Regions from separate parts of the Mus musculus genome. Here region 2 is linked to region 1. A link is a loop called in an ENCODE intact Hi-C map of the cell type or tissue named here. Cell type or tissue: heart. All regions are shown on one strand. Links, peaks and the distances in the headings refer to the core of each region. The heading gives the core; the rest is flanking DNA. Region 1 has its middle 10 kb from the start of Adh4. Region 2 holds the start of Gm16559 (a long non-coding RNA gene).

Region 1 (10,934 bases), core at 1,814-9,813:
CTGCCCCTAAACCAACTCTCAGAACAGTGTGAACTCGGTGGAACTTTATCATGAGTCAAGAATTTCCCAGACAGATGTTAATAGAACCTAATTCTTCAAACTACTCTGTATATCTCTTTACAACTATTTCCCCTTTCGGGGACAGACTTTCACGATGTAGCCCAGGCTGGCCTCAGCCTACAATTCTGTCATAACTTTCCAAGCACTGAGGCTACAGGTATGAGCTACCCTACCCCACTCTGCTTCTTTATACCTTTTTTTGCACCTACTCAGGCTGGAGCCCATTGAAAACTTCTAATTTAACCCAGAAGCAGCTTCCCTGTCTTCTTCCAATTAATACCTGATCAAAAATATTATACCAGCAATGGATCTCTATGTCAGTATATAGCTACTCGCCATCCTTGCTGGCTGAAAGTTAACTCCCAAAGTAAGGTCATATAAACCTGTGGCCTGCCTCTGACTCCCACCACCTCAGCCACATTTAATGATCCTGTCCCAACCACCAAGCAAGCCACATCTTTGCGGTTTCTGGGTGCAGTGCTTCTGTGGGTAACGACGACACGGGGTGGTTTATGAGCTCTTTCCTGGCTTATCTAACCCCAGACTCACACTGTAGCAGGTATGCAGCCTCCAAATAGAATGTGCCTAAATCATGCAAAGTTTGAGCCTCTTCTACTTTTTATCTGAAAGAATGGATATATCACTAGCTATCACTCAAATCATTACGAAGTACATATGAAATATAGAGGCCCTCTACTGAAATACAGTGAGCAGGCAAGTGCCCGGCTGTGGCACTGTGTTCTTCCCTAATAACTTGGAAATGAGAGCCATCAGCTCCTGCGTACTCACAAGGAATCCTTTGTGGATTGGTGTGCTGCGGGCTACTGGCAATGTTACTTTTCATTTGATCAAAGACACTCTTTTCTCATAGGATCTACCCGGATTGTAGTTTCCCCTCCTTTTACTCCTCCCACACCCTCCCCAGATCCTCTCTCCTCTGGATCAGCTCCCTTTGTGTCTCTCTTTGAAAACAACAGCCTGCTAAGAGATAACAAAAAGAGAAAATAAAATACAATATGATGAAGGGAAAAAAGCTATCATATTGAAATTGGTCACAGCAATCCAAAAGGAGGGGAAAGAGACCCAAGAACAGGCACAATAGTTAGGACCCGCTCGCTCTCACAGTCAGGAGTCCATTAAAAATGCTAACCTAAATAAAAGGAGGTCAAAGAGATAGAAATTGAAAAGGAAGAAGTCAAAATATCACTATTTGCAGATGATATGATCATATAATTAAGTGACCCCAAAAATTCCACCAGAGAACCCTTAAACGTGATAAACATTTTCTATCAGCAAAGTGGCTAAATATAAAATTAACTCAAACAAATCAGTAGCCTTCTTATACTCAAAGGATAAACAGGCTGAGAAAGAACTTAGAGAAATGACACCCTTCACAATAGTCTCAAATAATATTACATACCTTGGTATGACTCTAACCAAGCAAGTGAAAGATCTGTATGACAAGAACTTCAAGTCTCTGGAGAAAGAAATCGAGGAAGACCTCAGAAGATGGAAAGATCTCCCACGCTCATGGATTAGCAGGATTAATATAGTAAAAATGGACATCTTGCCAAAAGCAATCTACAGATTGAATGCAATTCCCATCAAAATTCCAAATCAGTTCTTCATAGAGTTAGAAAGATCAACTTGCAAATTCATTTGGAATAACAAAAAAACCTAGGATAGCAAAAATTATTCTCAACAATAAAAGAACCTCTGGGGGAATAACCATCGCTCGCCACAAGCTGTATACAGAGCAATGATGATATTTTAAAAAACAAAAAAAACTGTATGGTATTAGTACAGAGACAGACAGGCAGATCAATGGAATAAAATTGAAGACCCAGAAATGAACCCACACACATATGGTCACTTGATATTTGACAAAGTCGTTAGAACCATCCAGTGGAAAAAAGACAGCATTTTAAACAAATGGTGCTGGTTCAACTGGTGGTCAGCATGTAGAAAAATGCAAATCAACCCATTCTTATCTCCTTGTACAAAGCTCAAGTCTAAGTGGATCAAGGACCTCCATATAAAACTAGATACACTGAAACTTATAGAAACTGGTGAAAACCCTCGACACATGGGCACAGGGAAATTTTCCTGAACAGAACACCAATGACTTATGCCCTAAGATAGACAAATGGAACCTCATAAAATTGCAAAGCTTCTGTAAGGCAAAGGACACTGTCAGTAGAACAAAACAGCAACCAACAGATTGGGAAGAGATCTTTACCAATCCTACCTCTGATAGAGAGCTAATATCCAACATATATACAAAGACCTCAAGAAGTTAGACTCCAGAAAACTAAATAACCCTATTTAAAAATGGGATACAGAGCTAAACAAAGAATTCTCAACTGAGAAACATTGAATGGCTGAGAAACACCTAAAGAATTGTTTAACATTCTTAATCATCAGGGAAATGCAAATCAAAACAACCCTGAGATTTTACCTCACACCAGTCATAACAGCTAAGATCAAAACTCAGGTGACAGCAGATGCTGGCGAGGATGTGGAGAAAAAGGGACTCTCCTCCATTGTTGGTGGAATTGCAAGCTGCTATAACCACTCTGGAAATCAGTTTGATGATTCCTCAGAAAACTGGACATAGCATTACCTGAGGATCCAGCAATACCACTACTGGGCATATACCTAAAAGATGCTCCAACATATAACAAGGATACATGCTCCACTATGTTCATAGCGGCCTTATTTATAATAGTCAGAAGCTGGAAAGAACCCAGATGTCCTTCAACAGAGGAATGGATACAGAAAATGTGGTACATCTACACAATGGAGTACTATTCAGCTATTAAAAACAATGACTTCCTGAAATTCTTAGGCAAATGGATGGACATAGAAAATATCAGAGGTAACCCAATCACAAAAGTAGACAGATGGTATGTACTCACTGATAAGTGAATACTAGTCCAAAAGTTCCAAATACCCAAGATACAATTCATAAACCACATGAAGCTCAAGAAGAAGGACAACCAAAGTGTGGGTGTTTTGATCCTTCTTAGAAGGGGGAACAAAATATTCAAGGGAGGATATACGGAGACAAAGAGCAGAGACTGAAGGAAAGGCCATCCAGAGACTGCCCCACCTGGGGATCCATCTCACATACTCTATTGTGGATGCTAAGAAATGCTTGCTGAAAGGAGCCTGTCTCCTGAGAGGCCATGCCAGAGCCTTACAAATACAGAGGCAGATGCTCACATCTGAGCACAGGGTCCTCAATGGATGAGTTAGAGTCCTCAATGGACTGAAGAAGCTGAAGGGGTTTGCAACCCTACAGGAAGAACAACAATATCAACCAACCAGACCCCCAAGAGTTCCCAGGGACTAAACCACCAACCAAAGAGTACACATGGAGGGACCCATGACTCCAACCGCATATATAGCAGAGGATGGCCTTGTCAGGCATCAATGGGAAGAGAGGTCCTTGGTCCTATGAAGGCTCAATGCCCCAGTGTAGGGGAATTGAGGGTGGGAAGGTGGGAGTGGGTGGAGGAACACCCTCATAGAAGAAGCAGTGGGAGGGGGAAGGGATAAGGGGTTTCTGGGAGAAGGGGAACCAGGAAAGGGTATAACACTTGAAATGTAAATAAAGAAAATATCCAAACATACACACACACACACACACACACACACACACACACACACACACACACACACGCATGCACGCACACATACTAACCTAATAGACATAATACATACACTGAAGACCTGGTGCAGACCTATGTAGTCCCTTTGCTTGCTGCTTCAGTCTCTGTAAACTCATATGTACTCTGCTTAGCTGATTCAGACTCTTGTTCTCCTGGTGTCCTCCATCCCCTCTGGCTCTTACAATCTTCTTTTTTATTGTTAATCATGTTATTCACTTACATTTCAAATGATATTCCCCCTTCCCAGTTACCCCTCCACAAACCCCCCATTCTATACCCCTCACCTCCCTCCCCTTTGCCTCTATGAGGGTGCTCCTTCTCCCACCCACCCACTCCCACTTCACCCCTCTAGCATCCTCCTACACTGGGGAACCAAGCCTCCCTCCCCTCCCATCCTCTGCTACATATGTATCTGGAGCCATGGGTCTCTTCATGTATACCCTTTGGTTGGTGGTTTAGTCCCTGGGAGCTCTGGAGGGTCCAGTTAGTTGATAGTGTTCTTCCTATGGGATTGCAATCCCCTTCAGTTCCTTTCGTCCTACCCCTACCCCCTTTCATTGGGGTCCCTGTGTTCAGTCCAATGGTTGGCTGCAAGCATCCACCTCTGTATTTGTCAGGCTCTGGCAGGGCCTCTCAGGAGACAGCTATATCAGGCTCCTTTCAGCAAGTGCTTCTTGGCATCTGCAATAGTGTCAGGGTTTCATTTTTGTCTCTATCTTTCCTTTGGACAGAAACCACCTTTCTGCCTTCTCTTTCATGGGCTTGGGCTTCCTTGAGCTCTGAGCTGAAGGATTTAATATTCTTTCTCTGTCTCTGTCTCTGTCTCTGTCTCTGTCTCTGTCTCTGTCTCTCTCTCTCTCTCTCTCTCCTTCTCTCTCTCTCTCTCTCTCTCTCTCTCTCTTTCTCTCTCTCTCTCTCATATGTCTGGTTGTAGGTCTCTGCGTCTCTGCATCTGTTCTGATCTGCTGTTGAAGAAAGCCTCATTTGGGATTATTTTCTTGTTTGTTTCTTCCCTTTTTTCTTTCTTTTCTTTTCTTTTTTCTTTTTTTTTTTTTTTTTTTTTTTTTTTTCCTATCGTGTTTGGTTTTGCCCTAAGTTTCTGAGCTATTTCACCTCTGGCTCTTGGTTACCTACATCTGGAATGAGTTCCCTCTCACAGACTGGGCCTTAGGTCAAATCAGACATTGGTTGGTTACTCTCACAGTTCTATGCCACCAATGCCCTAGCATATTCTGCAGGGAGGCAGACTGTAGCTCAAAGGGTTTGTGACTGGGTTGGTGTACACATTTCTCTTTCAGTAGCCTGCCAAGTCCTTTCTTGCACCAAAGACATGAGAATGCAGGAGTGAGGGCTCGATTTAGGCACCAGCTTGATGGTCTCCAGTGAGCTGCGTGGGTATCATCCACAACAACCCGGTCTGTCAGTTTGCAGAAAGCAACATTGTATCTTTTGGCATACAACCTGGGGTTTGTTGGAGGCCCCTTGGCTGACAATTCAATTAACTCTAAGTCCCTCCATTCAAAGCCTTAATAAGAGGGGGAAGTCACAGAAAGAAGAATCGAGTCTTAGTGACACCTTTCTGAAAAACTCTGACTTCCCATCTTGGTGAGGTTCCTCCAAGGGTGTGATGGTTTAATATTTTCACCTTCAGAGTCTCAATTTTCTATTAAATGTTGCAAGTTAGTGTTAGCATTCCCCCTGGTGGCAGCATTTGTCATTAACCGACAGTATGACTTCAAAACACATTTACTGCTCCCAATATTCCTCTCCAGCTTCCTTCTAAGGCCAGATGACCCACCACCAGGATGGCTTACATGACCCTAAAGCAGCCCACTAGCTTTTCTCTGTTTTTTTCCGTGAGTTCTGATAGTCAGTTAACTAATCACAACACTAACAATTTTTTAGTCTATGTCCTGTGAGACTGGGACAGCCCAACATCTAAGATAGGCAAGTAATTAAAATTCAGTATAAAAGCATTATTAAAGAGAGAGATAAGCAGGGAGCAAAACAGAGGGGAAAATCTTCCGGCCTATGAGACGAGGAAAAACTCAGAGGGAATAGTTGACCCTCAGTGCATACAGTGGGTTCTGCCAAGTAGAAGAACCAGTTTGCGTGTGGAGTGAGTGGTGACCCTGTTCTGTGATGCATCATCTTGGGTAGCATCCCTGAGGAGAGACCCTGTGAGGCTGGAGTTGACCTAGAGACCTGTCAGTGGCGTGAGAATGAACTTGGAAGCAGATTCTCCCAGAGATGAGCTTTATGAAGACAGCAGTTCTGGTCAGCACATGTGGCGGGGACCTCCTGAGCTAAGCTTGTATGCTGTCACACTCGTGGCCAACGAAAACATTGATTACACGTTTGTGCCTAGTCTGTCCAGCAGCAAGTTGCTGGTGCATAAGTGTTAATTCAGGGGACAGTTCTCCCCCAGCACGCTCTTGTAGCACATTCCTGTAAGAGTCTCCCTTGTGGTGAACTAGGATGGCGACGAAGCACGGTGACCTTAAATTCCTCTTTAGTCCCATCATTAAAAGAAGATTTGGATTGAAAATCAAGCCTAGACTTTGTCCATGAGATTATCCAAATTGCAGAGTTGTTTTTTTAATTATAAATCTATATTTACTTTTTCTTTTTTTATTAGATAATTGCAGAGTTTTAATCTGTAATCCCAATAAATCTCTAAGACTAGACTCAGAGCCCTAATGAAGATGAGGTGGACCTTAAGACTACAATGAGACTATCTTGAGAACTTGAACTCCAGATTTTCCTGAACCTGTCTAGCTTCAGGGACTCCTAAGGCCTTTGTTTACTGCTGCACTGTCCCAGTGACTCTTCTACTGCTGTGAAGACACACCATGGTTAAGGCAACTCCTATGAAAGAAGTCATCTCATTGGGGGCTTGCTTTTAGTTTTAGGTTAGCCCATAATCAGCATGGCAGGAGGCAGACAGACATGGCACAGGAGTATCAGCTTTCATCCTGATCTACAGGCAGCAGGCAAGGAGAGAGACACTGGGCTAGCATGGGCGTTTGAAATTGCAAAGCCTACAGTGGCACACCTCCTCCAACAAGGCCACACCTCCTGGTCCTTCTTAAACAGTTTCTACCAGCTGGTAACTTAGCATAAAATATATGAGGCTATGTAGGCCATTATCATTCAAATCACCATATGCACTAGTGACAACCCAGCTACAGAGTCAACCTATATATCTATCAATGGATGGATGAGTGAATGAAATATGTGCACATACCCAGTAAAGTTCCTGTCAACCATAAGAATGAAATTGTGCCACTTGAATAAAATTGGATAAGCTATATGTCATCATACTAAGGAAAGTAAGCCTGGAACAGAAAGACAAGTGTCAAGTTTTCTCTCATATGCAGATGATTTTTTTAAAAAATATTTTTAAAACAAGATAGGGCTGGAGAGATGGCTCAGCTATTTCAGAGATCCAAGTTCAGTTCCTGGCACCCACAAAAGGTGGCTTACAATGCCTAGAACTCCAGCTTCAGGGAATCAGCTGCCTCTGGCCTCTGTGACTTCCTGTGCTCACAGGCACATGCCCACCCAGAGAGATATATAGATATAATTTCAAATAGCAAAAGTAAACCTTTTAAAGGACATGAAAGGAGACTATTTAGGGAGTCAGGAGGCATCTCCAGGAGGCAGAGGGACAAGAGATGGTAATGAGGGGAGGAGCAGATGGTTTAAAAACTTGCTTACATGCCTGAAAACATCACAAATAATAATGAAAAACATTATTTTGTGCAAACAAAATATGCCAATAAAAGATATAATGTTTCTCTACCCTTATTATAGGGTTTCAGTCTCTCCTGGCCTAGAGACCATGAGGAGCCATTCTAAGGTAAATGACTCTTCGAACAAGCTTACTCTCTTTGGGGAATGCCTCTACCTCCCTTCATAGTTTCTAGGCCACTAAATAAGGCCAAAGGTCAAGTCTTTCCTTGACTAGGAAAATAATTTGCAAAGGAAAATACAGACTTGGCTTATAGATACCTGTGCGGCCTAGAAAAACAAATGAGATCAGCGAAGAGCACACTAGGCCAGGAGAGCAGAATGTAAGGGAGAGGTTGACATGGGAACACCCCCCCATCTATAACTGGGAACTTAGTGCCATAAGATCTAACATCACTTGCATCCTGCCAAGCCAGCTCCTTACAGTCTGAGATAAAAACACTAGCCCACAAGCAATGACAGAGCTGCTTTGACAGGACCAAGGAAGAAGTCAAGGGCCTCTGAGCATTACGCAGTGTGACAGTCTGTAAGAAGAACTGAAGCCTACCATATGACTAAATTCCTTTGGTGACTTCAAGGCAGATAGCTCTTTCACTGGGACAGTAAAATATGTCATGATTTAGAGGCCACAAAGACAGAGGGGGAGGGCACTGGCCTCAGTGAGAAACTTCATATTTGTCAAGAATAAGCCAGATACAAGTCAGGAAATTCCCAAGGCTCCTGGGATGAAAGGAGTCTGAAATAACAGAGGCCAGGAGGCAATAATTCACTATCAGAAGCAATATGAATCTAGTCATCTAAGTAGACCATGTGACTGTTTAGGAAAGTGTCTCCCAAAAGGACATGTGTTAGAGCCTTGATCCCCAGCCCATGACACTATTGGGAGGTAGGGGAACATTCAAGAGCTGAGACACAGTGAAGGGTCTCAGGTCAATAAGAGCATGGCCTTGAACTGGCAGGAAGATGCCTGGCTCTTCCTTTCGTTCTCTAAATTTTTATCATAAAAGGTTTCTTCTCTATGTACAATCATCACAGGGGCTAAAGGAATGGGCCCGCCAACTTCCAAAATTAGCCTTCCTCCCAGTCCTCCCCGCACCTAGGCTACTACCATGTACCACAAGCTACCCTCAAAGGCCCAATCGTCCTTTCTCATCCTCCCGAGAACTTGGATTACTCACATGCACTACCATGTCCACTCACCTTTCGTCATTTAAAAACTTGCCATCTAGTTATCATACCAATGGAAAACGGGCTCACACATTCAATAAAGGATGGAAGGCAATCAGCGCCATGGACTACAGAGCTCTCTGGTGATGAGGAATCTCTAATCATAAAGATAGTTATTTCAAAGGCATCTGCCAGGTGTGACATGTCAACTTTACAAAATAGTAGGAGCTTCCCCAGAAGGAAACACAGTTGCCACCACCAATGACTTCCTCCAGGTTTACTTTACATACCACTAATGCTATGGGCCCAGGAAGGCAGCAGTGTAACAGCCAGGGTCCAGAGCTGAGGAGGACTATTTGTGACCTTTCTCCCCGAGAAGCATGTGCGGCCCTTCCAACACTGAAAGCTAACCAGCAAGGAGGAAACTTCAAGCCCAGCTCCAGCATGGTTTCTCTAAGTTCTACCAAGTGTGGAATGTCTTCAGCAATAAGGAAGAGACTTTTTGAAAGGTATGCTCACTCTTCCTTCAGAGGCCAAACCTGGTCTCTCACTGAAAACGGTTCATTGTGAAATCATTGCTGAGCTCACTCGTTCAACTCAGGAGCCAGCTTGTAGAACGACAGCAGGCCAAGCCCTGTTGTTAGGCAGGCATCATGTACACGATTTCAACAAAGCAGATGCGGTCCTTACTGTCATTAACCTTTCAGTCTCATGAGAAAAACTGATCATGAATGATGCACACAGAAAGTGTTCACCACAAAACACAATAAACATTCTAGAAACAAGAACTTCAAAGTGGACTTAATTTGTACTGAAAGACAGATTTTAAATACTGAAGTGAATTTAGATACCAATTAAGCACTGTGTGCATAGAAGGCCTTGGACACAGGTTTGCCTCCACAGCCAGTCTTCTAGTGTGTTCTAATAGCTGTACTTTGTTTCTTAACATTAGCAGGCTGCAAACATGTTTGAGGTATAAGTGCTCATTTTATATTTCATTAATATTAACAATATTAACAAGATTCATGCGATATTGAGCAATTGTGTATCTCTTTTTATGGCCTTCAAGACTATGACCTTTTCTCCTGGAAGCACAGCTCCTGGTGGTGTCCCTGCTTCCAGGCAGCTCAGATGCATCTGTCCATGTTTCTTGCTGTGGCCTGCAATAAGCAAAGAGTCTGTGCTGTTTGTCAGGGTGACAGAATTCTTGGGGTTCCATTTAAATTCTGCCAAAAGAAATCACTGGATAAAATAGGGGTACCACTGAGCATGTCAAATTTAAGAACGAAAATCAAAATATTATGAAGGAAAGACATGGGAGGCTTGTAACACAAGGAGCCTGAATTCAGTTGGACAAATCAGAAGAGGTGTTATATGATCTGAAATCTGAATTATTAAGAAAATTATATTTGCTTGATATGTCGATATTAAGCTGTATATGCTCATCGGAAGAAGAAAAATGTTATCTTTTATTCTAAACAGAACCAGTATACTAATACCACCAGGCAATTATTAACTTAAATAGTAAGGGTGAACTGACAATGTCCCAGAGTTCAGAATTCTAATCTCCAGTAATAAAAGAGAGGAAAATTACAGAGTCCAAATTTTATCAAATACCTAAAACTGCCAAAACAGTAGCTTGATAATAAATATAAACTTTGTAATCAAACAAAGTTCAAATCTAGCCCCTGCTCCACTAAGCAAACATGTTATCACCATTCCTGTGTTTTGCACATGGAATGCATCATACTCAGGAGAGATAGGTAAAACTCACTAAACAAAAACAAGCAAAACGTTTACATCAGCGAGGAAACAACAAGCAACTTATAATGGCCATCAATCTCATTATAAAACTGACCTATGAGAGAGACACGGCTTCTCTTTTCCCCTGAGACTGAGACCACAGGAACAAAGGTCTGCCGCAGGGAACTCAACTGAGTCCCTGCCAGAATGGGAACTTCAAAGTCTGTTCTGGGAATCAGACCTGGCACTGAAGAATCAATCGCTCCATTTTCAACATTGCAGGATGACTTGTAGACTTATGGAAGCCACATAGTGGCTCTATGCTACTTGTGTAGTAAACTGGCCTCTCTTTTCTTCTATGTAGTTTCATATCATACATGCTCTAGGAATTAATGATTATCCTTGAATTATAAGTGCATATATACTATGTATGTATGACAAATGACAAAATCAGTCTTTGAGTGACAAAAAAAAAAAAAAAAATGGACCTCCATACTGAGAAACATGCTACCCAGAAAAAAACAACATAGAAGACAG
Region 2 (10,934 bases), core at 925-8,924, 100 kb before region 1:
CATCCCTGTCTCCTTTGTGTCACTGAAAAACTTCACTCTCTCCTCCCTGAAGATTTTTCTTACAAATTGAAAGTGATGCTTTCTAAACATCCATGCTTTCACAGAAAAGTGAAATTTGTAAAGATTGAAAACCAAAGACAGCTACAAGAGGTTAATCATATGAAATATTTTCTTCAAGTGCACATTAGTTTTCTGTCTCCAAGTGAAAAGTGCGTCATCCAGTTAAAGGTTACAGAGCACGCCTGTTCATTGCCTTTTTTAGGTCAAGAATCTGGGCATGGTAGAACTGGTTTCTTTATGGTCTCGAGGTGTACCCTGAGTGGCCTGGATTGCCTCCTAGAGCTCAGGATCTCCTGCAGCGCACTGACACTTGCCAGTTCAGTTAATAACAGAAACTGTGGGTGTAGACTTATCCAAAGCAGAATTTGTTCACTATGTCTATGTTGCTCAGAAGCTCCAATTCTCTCGCTGGCTGTTAACCATGGAACATACCTCAACCTGCTTGCTCCGTTGCATAACTCCTACACGGCCATCTCGTGGTTCCGCTGTCCATCCTGCCTGCAGGGACACAGTCTTATATCATGTAATATGGTCATGGCTGTGGGAATCTTAGCAGCATTTGGCCCAAAACATAGCCTAAGACCCCAACCCCACTTAAGTGTGAGATGCCACAGGGGCACCCGTACAGGGAATTGGAATCCTGGAAGTCATCTCAGAATTCTGACTTCCACTCTGTCTTAGCCTGGGTTGCTATAACAAGAACAGCATATGCTGTGTGTATTAAAGGAAGACATCTATTTCTCACCATTCTGGACACAGGTTCAAGGTGCCACCACAGCCAGTGTTCACTAAGGCCTGGCCTAAATGTTGACAGAAAAGAGATCAACCAGTTCTACTCAGGAGGACTAGAGTTCCTCCCAAGATCTTAATCTCAAATTAGGAATCAACATACGAATTTGAGCAAGACACAACCATGTTTGGTTTTCAACTCCAGGGACAAGGGGCCGAGGTGCATATTTTATATAGCAACGCAGACCTGCCCTCCAGGTTCTCCCAGCATCCCTCAGTCCCTACCTGGCATACCCTGCCCCCAACCTTCCCTATATAATCCAGGCATTTTTGTGCTCTCTCTCTCCCTCCCTCCCTCCATCCCTCCCTCCCTCTTTCCCTCTCCCTCCCTCTCTTCTTCTCTCTCCTCTTCTACCTCTTCCTCTCTTCTTCATTCTCTTCCTCCTTCTCCTCCTCCTCTTCTTCTCTTCTCTCTGTGCATGTGCCCTTTCTCTCTCCCTCCCCTCATCGCTTTTCCCCACAACAACTTCCCAGGCTTTGATTCTGGGGTCCCAGTGAACTCGCCAACCCAAGAGCAGCTTCCCAATAAACCTGCCTTTAATGTAATCTAATCTGGCTTGAATTGGCTCAGTTCACCAGCAGAGGATTGACCTATCAATTTCCATAGCCCACTCTTGACAAGAGGATGTGTGAGGTATCTTTACCATCAAATTCTCACAGACGATTACAGACTATGGTCAACAGCAGCTTGAGTGCCTTACATTGAGTGTCTTTCATGGGAAGACGATGTAATACTGTTTTTCCTATGGGGAGAATGGTTGAAATAGGTTAAACAACTGTATTTATATGTACATGTATTCCAACCTAGAAACTACTGGTTAGTTCTCAGTTGGCTGTTTTCACAGAAGTGAGTTGTGTGGTTGGAACACCAGTAGCTTCATGAGTGGCGAAACACAGTTATAGGAGTAACAGACATAGGAGTGCAAACGACAAGAAACTGTCCGTGGTCTGAGAACGTATTGCTTTGATTCTTTGACAATTTGTGACTTAACTCAAAGTGGGAGATTAACTTCAATAATCTTACACACTTCTCCTTGTATCACACCACTAGTCAAACTCTGAAAGACATGCAAATTTTGCTATAAACAAATAAAACCAACCAGATGATGTAGCATAAACCTGCAATTCCAGGACTCAGAAGGTACGGACAAGAGAATCTGAATTTGGGGCAAAGCCGGGCTATATCGCAAGGTCCTATCTTAAAAAGAGAAGAGACAGAAAAGGAGATAGGGTGGGTGTGGGGTGGGGAGACAGGGACGAACAGAGGGGAAAGGAAGACCGCATTGTGCAAAGGACAATATTTGTAACATCTGATTGGTGAATCTATCTCTAATACCTACATGTTTGTTCATCTAGGACAAAAAAAAAAAAAAAAAACCAAACCCTAAATAGAACTGAAGCTCCTTGTGAAGGGAAGTCCGTGTCTCAGGAGCATAGAAAACGGTGTGCTGAGCCCTGGCAATGAGAAGGGCCACATCACCAGTCGTTTGCTGGCCCTTGTTCCCACAGACATGTGACTCAGCACAGGTTCTAGCAACCGCTTAGCAATAGTTACTAAACTATAAAAGCATGCATGTCCACTTACTTCCCCAGCAAGGTTACGCTCGGGGAATAACTCTATAGAAATAAAAGTATCTACGGAAACAGAATAAAGCACAAGGCTATTCACTTCAGCTGTTTGTTTGTTTTTGTTTTGTTTTGTTTTTTTATAAAGTAAGAGTGATCCTTGAACAGCGTAACCGGAAGAACAAGGAATTCTAACTTCCTGTCCAGAACGGCCAGGGACTCTTCAGACAGAACAACCTATGTCTTGAACTCTGGTAGGGTGACTCTGATGCTTCCCCAACCATGCATGACCAGGTTCGAATGATTCATCGGATCATCCAATTCTTGTGAAAGTCGGAACAGCAAATAAAAACTCCCATTTATTCCCATGTAGCTTCGTGTCCTATGGAGAAAGGTACAGAGAGATGAACAGAGTGTCCGCACCCCATGGAGAAGAGTGAAGAGACTGAAGGGACTTCCTACATGCAGCTGTTTTGTGTCACCTCTACAATGGCATTCCTGAGGCCATCACTTAACGCCTCATAAAGAAAGTGCAGAGGAACAAAATAAAAGCTCCACATGTCAACACTGTGAAATAGCTTTGAGACACTGTAATTGCTTTTTGGGGGTGGGGTGAGGAGTGTTTTCTTTTGTTGTTATTTTCATCTTCTGGCCAAATAATTGTCAAAATAATATTAACACCCTCCCCCAGATGTCTAAAATCTCAGGGGAAATTGTCAAAAATATTTTGTCTGTGTATCACATCCCTCTGAATCATAAAACTGCTCTTCTCACTGAATCATTTAGGAACCCAAGATTATCAAAAGCAGATGCGTGCACGTCTTATGTTATATATGTAGGTACATATTGAACATTTTCTCACAGGCCTTATGAGAAAACATGATATTGTATTAGTCAAATAGGTTTTTGGATTTTAGTTTTATAAGATTAATACAAATGAACTTTTTTGGAGTCACCAGGATAGTTCTAGACTCTGTCATTTTCTCAGGTCGTTTTATATTTGGATTTTCAATTGCTCTCTTGAGCCCCCAAATGCCAACATCTGGGAAGGTATTTTTTTCACACAAGCATGCACAACACACACACACACTCACACACACAAACACACAAACAAAAATCAACTTTAAAAGTGTCTGTAATAACTCTGGCCAGCCCAAGAAAACAAACCAAAATGTACCGCTGCTTGGATTTTTCCAAAAGTAGAACCCACCCAAAAATGCACAAATCTTGCAGTTCTACCTCCCCTGGATCCTTCATTCAGATCAGCCCTTCCCTCCCTGTTCCCAAAGCACTCAAACCTGACAGGGCACTTTCCAGACAGGCCAGCATTCATAAATGTGTGTATCAAAGCACCTTTTCTCCAAAGCCACCAGCTTCACCTGGGGCAAGCATGTGTTTGCGCATGCTTGTGTGGGTGGGTGAGTGTCTAGGCCAGAGGACAACCGCAAATGTCATTTGGTTCTAGAATTAATGTGCCTTCACAGGGAGAAATCACCTTGCACCCTTAGAGATTAATAAAGGAAAAAAGCTCTTTCATATAGCATACATCCATCTCTGGCTAATGCTCAAAGAGGAGCCAGCCATGAGGAGAAGATATTACTAATTTATATACCTTAGGCGTATGCATTTCACAAACACTGTCATCCTTAAATCTCTTTTATGCCCTGGCCCCAGGTTACACTTTGAACCATTTACACAGAGACAGGAGACTGCAAGTCTGGCTACTTGGGCAGATGGGAGATTGACACAGCAGAGAAACTGCCAGACTTGTTTCTTAAGGACAGCAGCTGTGTTCTTTTCAATAAGTTGTTACAGGGGCACATCCTGCCCACCTGGCAGAATTATACTTTCCCTGATAAGAGCATAGGACTCTTAGTGGCAGAACAGGACTTAATGGTTGCTATAACCCTGCGCTGACCCCTTGAGCTGCCCTTGGAAGTACGCTCTGTTCTGTAGGGACAGGCCTAATAGCAGGTTGGAATGCAGGGCTATCTCCTTTCCTTCTGGGAATGGAGCCTAACTGGAGGTAAATATTGGTGAGCAGACACTAGCTTCCTGCTGTCATAAGTTTTGCTTCTCTCTAACAGGCCTGGCTAGCACACTACCTATTTCCGGGGCATTTCGGAGCCAGGGTTCTCTTAGCTAAATTTAACGTTGTGAGAATTAATGGCTTAAGCAAAAGTATTAGTAAATTCTGTCTAGCACTAATTCTACCACTTTCAGTCTCTCCTACAGCAGTCCTTCTGGAGTAGCCCACCTTGGTGTAGCCTCCCCCAGCCTTGAGCAGGCTGATTCAGACCTTGCTACTACTGTGAATGAGATCACCTAGGGTGGAGCCTTCCGACATGGTTCTATTGTTCTGTCACCTACTGCTGCTCTTCTCTGCTGAGACGCTGAACTTGTCTTCCTGAGATATTCCTGAGACAGCTGACAGCCTGTGGAATTGGCGACCTAATGCTAACAGCTCTGACAGACTGGTGCTAACAACTTAGCAACAAAGCATCAAGAAGCCTGGTTGGGGGTGGGGAGGGGATGGGCTTTCCCCCTTTACAAGCACAGACTGCGAGTAAACATTGGGCCATGATCAGAAATTTGTCTTGGTCTCTTTACTTCTCTCATGGTTCCCTCCGTTACATCTCAGGCCTCCCACTCAGGAAACCAGTTCGTGTGGCTGCAGGCGACTACACCTTGGTTTTTGAGGTAGGATCTCTCACTGGCCTAGAACTCATCAAGTAAGTTTGGCTGACTAGCCACTGTCTCTCTCACACTGGGATTACAAGGACAAGCGACCATGTTTGAGGGAACAAGCCCAGGTCCCAGTCCTTGCACCACAGCAAGTACCTGACCGGTAAAGCCATCTCTCTGTCCCCAGCTTCATTTTAAAGATACTGCCTGCAGCTAAAATTTATTGGTGGTGGTGGTGGGGGTCCTCTGAGATGGTGCCATACTCTGTAGATCACATTTATTCACTGAGTTAATGCCGCACCACCACCACCACCACTGTAACAAATCCCCTAGACAACTGAGAAAGAGCAAAGGTTGCTTTCAGCCCGTGGCTTTGGATGGTTTACACCAAAATTGACAGGCTCCATTGCTTGGGCACGTCATCACTCAGAATGAAACATCACTCAGAATGAAAGAATAGGCTGTACCTGGGATCCCCCACTACCCCAGGAGGGCACACACGGCCCCAGCAGCTAGACCCTGCCTGATAATGTTTTTACCACCTTCCACCTTCCAGTAGTTATCCAAGCAGCGACTCAGCAAGCACCATGTGCCATCACAGACCATTCCAGATGGCGAGAGAACGTTCCTGAAAAGAAGCTGTATGTGCCAGGGCTGACTCAGTGAGGGTAGAGGCGTTAGAACGCTGCCAGTTCAAGGCCCAATTTAAAGTGTATTACAGGGATCTTTAGCCAGCCAGATAGCCATTCCTTGTCACTGTGTGTCAGCCCTAACATCAACAGAGAAAAAACTTTGGAATGTGCTGGTGAAGCCCTATGCCCCATCAGTGGGAGGTTAAGAATGCTGTCAAAGGACCCCCGAGACCTGTCTAGCTGGCTGTGACCTGCATCTCTGCATTGCACACCAATGAGCTTTCAAGTTGCCTTGATAGATCTGTGACTTGATTTATCCTGCTACTATAAAACCTCATGGAACTATTTCCATGCAGGAACCTGCAACCCGGGCTAACCTAGCCTTGTGATACTGGGCCTGGCTCTCTCAGATCTGGCTCTCGAATAAACATTTGTCTTCCCTTTGAAGTGAAAGCTTTGTTTCTATAGCAATGAGATTCAAACCCTTGCAGGACAGACAGTTCCTTGAAGTGGTTCATTTATCCATCCTCCATCTTACAGGTAAAGAAACTAAAGCAAATAGAAGTTAAATAAGAAATCTCTGTTCGCACAGCTAGTTAGGAACCCAGTCTGTCTGATCCACCCAGCTGTCTTTGACACATATGGTGTGGATTGAAAGTTGGCATGTAATGCAAACAGAAGAAAACAGCTCTGAACTGACTGACCTGAGGGGAGAACGTGAAATCCACGAGGAAGGAGATAAGGATTTTTATGCTGGCAAATATTTAACCTAATGTAAGCAATATGTGACCTAAAACTGGCTGCTGTAAGCAATGCCAAGGTCTCAGCTACTAAGTGAGCACGCTTTGCAAGGAGACGTGACACTTACGGATGAGCACTGCCGTGCTTTAGGGGCTCCAGAGCACGCACGCTGCAGACTGGGTTGTCTTTCCTTTGTGCAACCTCCAGGAATGCAGAGAGGGCAGAAATCCCATGCCAGCTCCAGCAGAAGTTGATTATCCAGAGTGTAAGCAGATCATACGGAGAAATACAGAGTTGCAGAACGGCTCGCTGTGTTCAAGTTAGGGATGATAAAGATGTGCTGACTGGCAAAAGGAATCATATTTAATATAAATGTAAATAGTGGATTAATTCAGCAGATGGATTTCTTTACCTTTGCTAGTCCCCAATAACCACACAGAGAAACTAAGATTTACCTCATACTGTGCCTCAATTTCTGGGCAATATTGATTTATATTAACCCCCTAAGCTAATTACCTCCCAGTCGTGATATCATGATTCTTGCATATGATTATTGATCTGGCTCTTTGAGCTTCTGATTTTTTCCCATGATGTCTTTTCAGATCCTCTCCTCCTCATAGCTGATCTGAATCTCCCTCCCTCTCTCCCTCCCCTGGCTGTCAGAAGTTTCTGTCCTATTCTCTCTTCTGCCTAGTCATTGGGTGATCAGCATTTATTGACAAGGCAGAGAATAGATGGTAAGAACTGTTTACACACATTTCAGACAGGAGATTCTAGACATAAGCATTATAATCCAATGTCCATATTAAAACAAGATATCAGAGCAGAGAAATTAGCATTTAACTAACACAAGGATAATCTTTACACAATGCACAAAAACATTATGCCTACGCTGACTTGTGGCAGAGACAGTTAAAAAATTATGCAGCATGTAAATCTGTAAAATAATTTACTGAGGTTTTATTCCAAGCCAAATGTGATTGGATTAACATATGTTTTGTTTTTAAGAGTAACTAATTGTGAAGTTGTCTTTATATGAGGAAGTTAACATCTATTAGGACTATTCTTTGAAGTCTTGAAAGTGCACATTGACAAATGGTTTTCTGTGAGTGTTTAGTCTCTAATGACATTGAATGGATTCTCTGAAATTTCTTACAGAGCCATCAATGCACATCGGGTCAAATATTAGAAATGCCATAGCTGCACAAGTTAAATACCATAAGCTATGTGTGAAATTCTGCATATGTATAAAATGTGAGATTACCCACATTACAGTACCATGCAGGGTTTTCCCAGAGCTTCCATATGTAGCAGATTCCCCATGCTGAGGGGATGCTTGTATGCTACAGCCAATGGTAACTCATGAGATTTGCACTAAAAGCATACATTGCACTTTGACTTTATGTACAGACATGCTTGTGAGCAAACTATTCACATGTATATCCTCAAAGCTCAGAAATGGGTTTTGCTGCTCCAAAGACCCCACGGCTTCTCCAGCTCCTTTACTTGTTTTGTTAGAAATTAATTTCATAACAAGGACAATTCAAGTCAGAGTGCCTAGGGGCCCTGACAAGATCCAAAGGCACAACAGGGTGGGCAAGAGCAGATAAACTGTGAGTTGTCCTCAGTTGTCTTGTCCAACTCTCCTTACATAAACACTAACAGGGAATTCTGGGTAAGGTAGAAAAATGAATGGCATAAAGGAATATCAAAGGCCTCAAATCTTGTCTGAGAAGACAGAAGGAAAGGGAATAAGGCAGTAGGCAGTGTGGTGGTGGTGGTGGTGTGTGTGTGTGTGTGTGTGTGTGTGTGTGTGCGTGCGCACACACAGGGGAGGTGATGACATCAGGGCTCCCTCACTCCTGTCTATCAGCTACAGCAAGCATCACTGCATTTTCAGCTAACATCTTCACATCCATTTATTTCTCTGCAAAGAATAGCCATAATCCAGGGCATTGGCACGAGGATCAAACTATTCTCCTCGCTGAAGCAAACAGGCACATAGGAAAGACTGGTGAGCATGGGCTGTTAGCACTACCTATTCTGTACCTTTCATGTACCATTTAAAGGGCACCTTTGGATAAAAGTAGGAATAAGACTTTGGAAGATATAGTCCAGATTTGTGGGTCGTCACATGGGAACACGCCTTTACTCGGAACCCCAGTCTCTGTATCTGTAAGGCCCAGGATTGTTATTTTTTAATCAGTTTCAAAACGTGACAGAAAGAGCTCTTTGCAGGTTGTGCTATGAATAAATTGGCAAAAGTCAATCAGCTCCTTCAGACACTTCTGGGCACACTGAGCCCCGTCAACCCCACCCCCATGGGAATGCTTCAGTTGCATTGTGACATGGAAGTAGGAAGTGACATGACTTGACATATTTCACTGATGCTCAAAGCATCTAAGTCAAATTAACTGCTAGACGCGGTCACCATGCAAGTTCTCGAAGGAGGGATTCAAACCTAACACAGAGAGGAAGAGGAAGAGAAAGAAGAAGAGGAAGAGAAAGAAAAGGAGGAAGAACATGGTGCCATTTGGTTTTGACTTTTGGGTCTCTAAACTCCAATTTAACCCAGAGGACAGTGTTTCCATCAGAGACCGCGTGTGCGCGCAGGGTTGGGTGAGCTGTAAACACAGAACAAAACCTGCCCCTGAACCATTGGGGAAGTGAACAGAGGGTGGCAGACTTGGAGAGAGAGAGAGGGAAGCATCCTCCAGTTGGACAGAGAAAAGAAGCAGAGAAACTATAAAAAATATTGAGACTGATCACATAATGGTTTGGTTGAAGCAAAAAATGGGACCCAGCAGTGCAGTGGTTTGAATACAGCCAAGCCTCCAGAGATGAGCCGGTTCAGTCCCTAAGGTTTCCTGGTAATGGCAGCCTGGGTGAGAAATGGAACTTGACTACAACAGCTAGAAGTGAGATCTGAGGCCATCAGGGTAGAATTTCCATGCTTGAATCCTGATAACATTGTAAGGAGAAGGTGACATTCAGACAGCAAATACATATCTGCCCCCTCTTTGATGTGATACATATGGCTCAGCAGATAGGAGGGTGAGGAGAAGAGCCGGTGGGGTAGGCCTTTCTCATGCAGATCACGGCAAAAATAGACCTCTTTTCTCTCTAAACAAACTCGTCACATGGCTTTTATTATAGTAACGGAAAGCTAGGTAAAGCAAGGACAAACTTAGACTGTATAAGCATATGCTGTATGCTTTATTGACATGTAGGGAAGCTAGAGCTATATTGACATAAACTGTACGTAAGTAACAACTCCTAGGACTGCATTAGAAAACACCAGGAATATACATCTTTGAATAAGAATTATAACAGCTTGAAATTCAACTTAATCTCATTATTTTATTGTTTTAACTATGTGCCTTTTTATTGCTTCTTTCTTACTAAAATACTTCATTGATTCTATAAGCCAGTGGTTATTTTGCCTCGTATCAATTGAGCATTGCATTACTTTCCAAGAGTTATGCAAAAGTTGCTTCTACAAACGTGTCTCCTCACGCGGACCTCTCTACACCTTGGCACACTATCTTCTGGAAAGGACACCGTGTACATTGATATGCGGTGCAGAGTAATCAGACTTGGCCTCATCTATTTGCATCTACAGGAAAGGCAGGCTTTCAAAGCAAGGCTTGGCCTTTGGTTGTCTTCAGTGAGCGAGAACTGGCTGAATTGCTCTGAGCACCCCGCCCATTCTCACCTTCTCAGAGGCATCCACATAGCTGCCCGTGATGCTTGCCAAGTTCTTACCCAACCCCACAGGTTTTTCTAGACTTCACAGGGGCAAGAGAACACCTGATCCTTGTGAAGAGAGGACAGCCTTCCTTGCATTTTGTGCACTTAAGAGGAGAGAGATAAGAACTCTCTGAATGAAGTTGTTAAATTTAAAAATCGGGTGTTTTCTCCATGGCTGTATTCCCCACCACAGGGCAGAAAGCAAGTCGGTGCTGAGGAGGAATGAAATGAATGCTCTGAGAGACACGGTAGTGATGCTGATGGTGATGATGATAATGGCGATAAATACTTACACAGAGACCTACTACGTATGAGGCAGGATACTGAGTACCTGTGTATGATAACTGACTTGGTGCTTGGGGGAAAACCGAGGAGGTGAGGTTACTTGGTTATATTAGCTAATATAACATCATCCCTTCATTGAGAGGAAACCTGGTGTTGTAGTTCTTATGTCTTAATAAGTTGGAGAAGAAGGTAAGATTTGGACCCAGGTCTGTTAGCACTGGCATGGCACTCCTAACTACCTTACTCTCACACCAGAGAGCGGAAGTCCTGTCAAAGCCAAACGGGTTCAACTCCCAGGGGCATTTGTGACCTTGCCTTTCAGCGTGCATCCCTTCTAAGGTTCCTGTGAGCCAAACACTTTGTTTTTTCCCCTAAGTTTATTGCTGCTGGGAACAACTTGACTAAACTTGACAGAAACCCAGTCCC

What was found. Peaks named below come from ENCODE experiments on the same cell type or tissue, not always from the same donor. Only the 100,000 strongest peaks of a DNase experiment are listed, where the experiment ranks them.
Region 2: it touches region 1 in a loop (2.2-fold over the local background); 2 of 42 quality-filtered maps call a loop at or near these places.

The regions. Positions count from the first base shown.
Region 1 is chr3:138,400,061-138,410,994 of GRCm38, forward strand. No RefSeq gene overlaps it. Among named protein-coding and RNA genes, the nearest start is that of Adh4, 10 kb to the right of the region's middle. In heart, for the core only: a CTCF peak has its summit at 5,439 (motif pointing left); no DNase peak of the experiment used is centred there.
Region 2 is chr3:138,299,942-138,310,875 of GRCm38, forward strand. It overlaps Gm16559 (a long non-coding RNA gene), which reads right to left and starts at 7,090. Exons shown (of 3, transcript XR_376125.3): 1 at 6,990-7,090; 2 at 6,601-6,817; 3 at 2,552-2,797. In heart, for the core only: no CTCF peak of the experiment used is centred there; DNase peaks (open chromatin) are centred at 4,360 and 4,770; H3K27ac peaks cover 1,283 bases.